Regions from separate parts of the Homo sapiens genome. Here region 1 is linked to region 2. The links are chromatin loops, found by intact Hi-C in ENCODE. Cell type or tissue: PC-9. All regions are shown on one strand. Region 1 overlaps C6orf147 (chromosome 6 open reading frame 147). Region 2 overlaps OOEP-AS1 (OOEP antisense RNA 1).

Evidence for each region. Hi-C counts contacts between places; a loop is a spot of excess contacts. Peaks named below come from ENCODE experiments on the same cell type or tissue, not always from the same donor. Only the 100,000 strongest peaks of a DNase experiment are listed, where the experiment ranks them.
Region 1: it touches region 2 in a loop (5-fold over the local background); 17 of 110 quality-filtered maps call a loop at or near these places.

The regions. Positions count from the first base shown.
Region 1 is chr6:73,284,315-73,286,814 of GRCh38, reverse strand. The region is part of intron 3 of C6orf147 (chromosome 6 open reading frame 147); the gene reads left to right. All of the region lies in intron 2 of LOC122539213 (KHDC1-KHDC1L), which reads left to right. It also overlaps a transcript of KHDC1 not described here and the pseudogene KHDC1-AS1. Among named protein-coding and RNA genes, the nearest start is that of KHDC1, 22 kb to the right of the region's middle. In PC-9, a CTCF peak has its summit at 956 (motif pointing left); no DNase peak of the experiment used is centred here.
Region 2 is chr6:73,387,442-73,389,941 of GRCh38, reverse strand. It overlaps OOEP-AS1 (OOEP antisense RNA 1), which reads right to left. Exons shown (of 2, transcript NR_174946.1): 2 at 2,225-2,305. It also overlaps a transcript of OOEP not described here. Among named protein-coding and RNA genes, the nearest start is that of DDX43, 6.1 kb to the left of the region's middle. In PC-9, CTCF peaks have their summits at 867 and 1,076 (motif pointing right); DNase peaks (open chromatin) are centred at 631 and 1,031; H3K4me3 peaks cover 1,392 bases; H3K27ac peaks cover 1,596 bases.

The sequences.
Region 1 (2,500 bases), 100 kb after region 2:
GCCTCTCAGGTTCAAGTGATTCTCCTGCCTCGGCCTCCCGAGTAACTGAGATTACAGGTGCAAGCTACCATGCCCAGCTAATTTTCACGATTTTTAGTAGAGACAGGGTTTCACCATGTTCGTCAGGCTGGTCTCAAACTCCTGACCTCAAATGATCCTCCTGCCTCAGCCTCCCAAAGTGCTGGGATTGTAGACGTGAGCCACCATGCTCTGCCCCATCTGGTTCTTTAAAATTATATATTGCTCTTTGTCATAACACATTCTGCATGCTCATCTTTGTAATTATTTTTAGAGAATAGAAGAGGTGTGGCTCTCAGTGCTTAGTTGATCAATGAAAAGTTGGTTTGTTAGTGATACCATCCATTATCTCAGGTATAAATGAGGGAATCAGGTCTCTTTATCATCAGGTCCCTCTTTTTCTTCAGAGTTCTGAATTTTCATATATTTCAAGAAAAGAAGTCCTCAAGAGCAGTGAATCTGAGAAATTAATGTGATTAGTATCTAATTATCACCAATATCATCTTATGTAAACTATATAGAGACTTTTTTGGAGTTCTGAATTTTTCCTTTACTGACTTAAAAAAACCCCACACAAACGAGTGAATCCATTTAGGACCAAGCAAGGAAAAGTAGCTCTTATTCCCTGACACACTGTGGTATGGTTTGGCAGCAGGATAAGGCTGGGAATGGGTGTAGAGTTCTCACTGGCTACACAGATGGGTTCTAAGTCTTGCCTTGCGGAGTTGACAGTTTTGCTGAATCATGTGGATAGATAAGTTTAATAGTTTTCCCCTTTGTCCTTTCCCTTCCTAAATGTGATTATTTATAGGAAATGTGCTTTGGAAACTAGCATAAAGGAGAAAAAAGGCCTTTCCAGTTTGTCTTTTAAAGAACAAGCTGGGGATGGAGTTAAGATAAGATTGAGCTCCATCTGGTGGCTAACTTTGATCAGTTCTTGGAACTAGGAACTGACCAAAATCTGGAAAGCCTGATTCTTCTAAAAATAGAAAATGGGGGAGGGATAGCATTGGGAGATATACCTAATGCTAGATGACACATTAGTGGGTGCAGCGCACCAGCATGGCACATGTATACATATGTAACTAACCTGCACAATATGCACATGTACCCTAAAACTTAGAGTATAATAAAAAAAAAAAAAAAAGAAAAAAAAGAAAATGGGCCGGGCACAGTGACTCAGGCCTGTAATCCCAGCACTTCGGGAGGCCGAGGCAGGCAGATCACCTGATGTCAGGAGTTTGAGACCAGCCTGGCCAACATGGCGAAACCCTGTCTCTACTAAAAAAATACAAAAATTAGCTGAGCATGGTGGCAGGTGCCTGTAATCTCAGCTACTTGGGAGGCTGAGGCAGGAGAATTGCTTGAACCCGGGAGGCAGAGGTTGCAGTGAGCTGAGATCGTGCCACTGCACTCCAGCCTGGGCTACAGAGCTGGATTCCATCTTAAAAAAAAAAAAAAAGAAGAGTCATGATAAGCATGAATAAGGCATAGAGGCCAAATCAGCAGAGTCAACCTGCGGTCTCTGGTAGGACTGGTGGAATTTTTGCCAAGACTTTAAAAGATGATGAATAAAAAGTAACATTGTCTTTCTATGGCAAAACAAACTCTATGGAAATTTAAAGAGTGGGATATTTATAATGCAAAGTAACAGACACGCTGGGTGGCTCACACTTGTAATCCCAACACTTTGGGAGGCTGAGGTGGGCAGATCACCTGAGGTCAGCAGTTCGAGACTAGCCTGGCCAACATGGTGAAACCCCATCTCTACTAAAAATACAAAAATTAGCAAAGTGTGGTGGCATGCGCCAGTAATCCTAGCTACTTGGGAGGCTGAGGCAGGAGAATCGCTTGAACCCAGGAGGCAGAGGTTGCAGGGAGCCGAGATTGCGCCACTGCATTCCAGCCTGGGTGACAAGAGCGAAACTCCATCTAAAAAAAAAGCAAAGTAACAGACACAAAACTTCACAGGCAATCCTTTAATCTTTTCAAGATTCAAAGAAGGTCAGGAAGGGTGGATAAGCCTGATATCCCAAGAGAAAGGGCAGCTTTAAGAGCATACCTGGAGTTTGAGCCTGGCAGGTGAGGCTGCTATCAATCCAGCAATGTTGTAATCATCCAACAGATTCTTCTTGCCTGCTGCACAGGGAAATCCAATTCACTGAGACAGCATTGTGGTAGTAAAGAAATAGTTTAATTTAATTAATGCAAGGCCAGCCAAGCAGAGAGACAGGAGTTTAAGATTACTAAAATCTGCCTCCCTGAGAGCTCAGAGGCCAGAGTTTTTATAGATAATTTGGTGGGCAGGGGGCTAGGGAATGGTTGAAGATGAAATCTTAGGGGTGTGGAAAATGGTCCTTGTGCACTAAGCCCACCTCTGGGTGGGGACCACAGGACTGGCTGAGTCAGGAGTCATGGGCCCCGGTAGGGTATGTCAGTTGCCAGAATGCAAAAGTTTGAAAAACAATTCAAAAGATCAATC
Region 2 (2,500 bases):
AACATTTTGATACTGTGTTCTCACGTGGTGAGGAAAGATATCTAAAACGGTAATTCCAGGTAACACGAATATTTTTAGTTCTGTATTTTATTTATTATTATACTTTAAGTTTTATGGTACATGTGCACAACGTGCAGGTTTGTTACATATGTATACATGTGCCATGTTGGTGTGCTGCACCCATTAACTCGTCATTTAACATTAGGTATATCTCCTAATGCTATCCCTTCCCCCCTCCCCCCACCCCACAACAGTCCCCGGTGTGTGATGTTCCCCTTCCTGTGTCCATGTGTTCTCATTGTTCAATTCCCACCTATGAGTTCTGTTATTTTAAATTTTTTCACAACATAGAGCAAAATGAGTTGCTTTTTTAGACCTGTGACAGCCTAAGCCTAAGCCTTTTGCGATAAAAAGCGGTGGAATCTATTATCCTAAATCCCAACTTGGTTAGAAAACCATTCACTAAGCAAGTAGAAATTGGATATGCCTGCGGGCCTTTCAAGTTCGTTCTACCACCTACTTTTCCCCACCAAAAAAAAAGATAAAAAGGTGGAGTTCACGCCCAATTTTGACCTGAAGGCAGAAAATTTCCACAAGCTTGCATTTTTGCCTCGGGTGTGACCTGAGGGAGTTGACCGCCAGTTCCGGAGTAGGGCGGGGACTTCTGCTCCTGGGGTAGAAGCTGAATCAGTCGCCCCAGGTCCTCGGTGCCATTTCCCTCCGGCAAGCCTCAACCTCAGGAGGGAAGCCCTGGCCTTTCTCCTCCGCCTGCCAGGCGGTTTCTTCTGTCCGAAGCCTCTGGCTTCCTCAAAGCTCCCGGGTCTGCATTGGTGCTAAGTGGCCTGCCGTCTCGACGTAGCTCCCCTGGATAGCGACGCGCCAGAGCACCGCCCCAGGTTCCAGCTCGCGTCGCGGCTTCGCATTTGCACCGCTGCGGGATCCCTGAGCGAGTACCCCCAATGTGGGTTTGGCGGAGCTAGGAGAAGGAACGGTCCCTCTACCCTCCGAGAACTTATTCCTCCGACTCCGCCAGGCAAGGAGCCACACTCTCCCACAAGGAGGCAGCAAACACCGCACCCTTGGCTCTCGGAGCAGCAGGCGCTGATTTTGGAAAATCCGCTCCTTAAGTTTTCACTTACCACCTGGACTAGAGAAGGTGGCAATATCTTATACTGGGCACTTACAACCTGCCAGACTCATTTAATTCTTAGAAAACTCCTGTGAGATGGATGTGGGTATCCCCATTTCACGATGAAGAAACCGAAGTCAGAGGAGCCCAGTACTTGGGAACCCAAGTGGAGGTGATGCCAAAGCTGAGCATTTTCTGTTCTGCCACTTTGCCTCTCAGGAACCCATGGGTGCAGTTCCCAGGAGGAAGGGGATTCCAGCCTCCAGCTGCCATCCCTTTTTCAAGAAAAAAGCTACGGTTACTGGCATTAGGATAAATAACTTTGGCTTTAAGATGATCTTAGAATTAACGTGTTCACTGCATACATTTGGAAAAATAAAAATAAAAGTATTACCCAGAGATAAATTTGGTCCTTCTGAGTTTTCTTCTAGGCAAACTTTTGAGATTTTACTATTCAATTTTGCACTCTGACTTTTCCCCTTAAATTTTATAATAAACATCCATGTTGTTAGACATATAATTTTTTGTTATACATTCTTCGCTGTTTATAATTTGTATTTTCATTTCACTTTGGGGGAGGGGGAGGCATAAGGATTTTTTTTCTCACGAAAAGAAATTTTAATTCCATTGTTGTCAGGCCCAGTGCGGTGTCTCACGCCTGTAATCCCAGCACTTTGGGAGGCCGAGGCGGACAGATCACCTGAGATCAGGAGTTTGGCACCAGCCTGGCCAACATGGCGAAATCTGTCTCTACTGAAAATACAAAAATTAGCTTGGTGTGGTGCCGCATGCCTGTCGTCCCAGGTAATCGGATGGCTGAGGCACTGAGGCATGAGAATCGCTGGAACACAGGAGGCGGAAGTTGCAGGTCAGCCCAGATTGCGCTACTGCACTCCAGCATGGGCAACAGAGCAAGACCCTGTCTCAGAATAAGTAAAATAAAATTCTAATGTTGTCAGAACTATCATCGTTCCCTTATGGTGGCAGCCTTTGGAGCCATGATTTAGAAGGGTCTGTTTTTACCCTCAAATTATATAAACATTAATACAAAAAATTAGCCAGGCTTGGTGGCACGTACCTGTAGTCCCAGCTACTCGGGAGGCTGAGGCAGGAGAATCATTTGAACCCAGGAGGTGGAGGTTGCAGTGAGCCAACACCACGCCACTACACTCCAGCCTGGGAGACAGAGTGAGACTCCGTCTCAATCAATCAATCAATAGAATAAATAATTATATAAACATGAATACTCACATTAATCCAGCACTGATTTTATTTTTATATTATTTTATTTTGTTTTTGAGATGGAGTTTTGCTCTTGTCACTCAGGCTGGAGTGCAGTGGTGCTATCTCGGCTCACTGCAACCTCCGCCT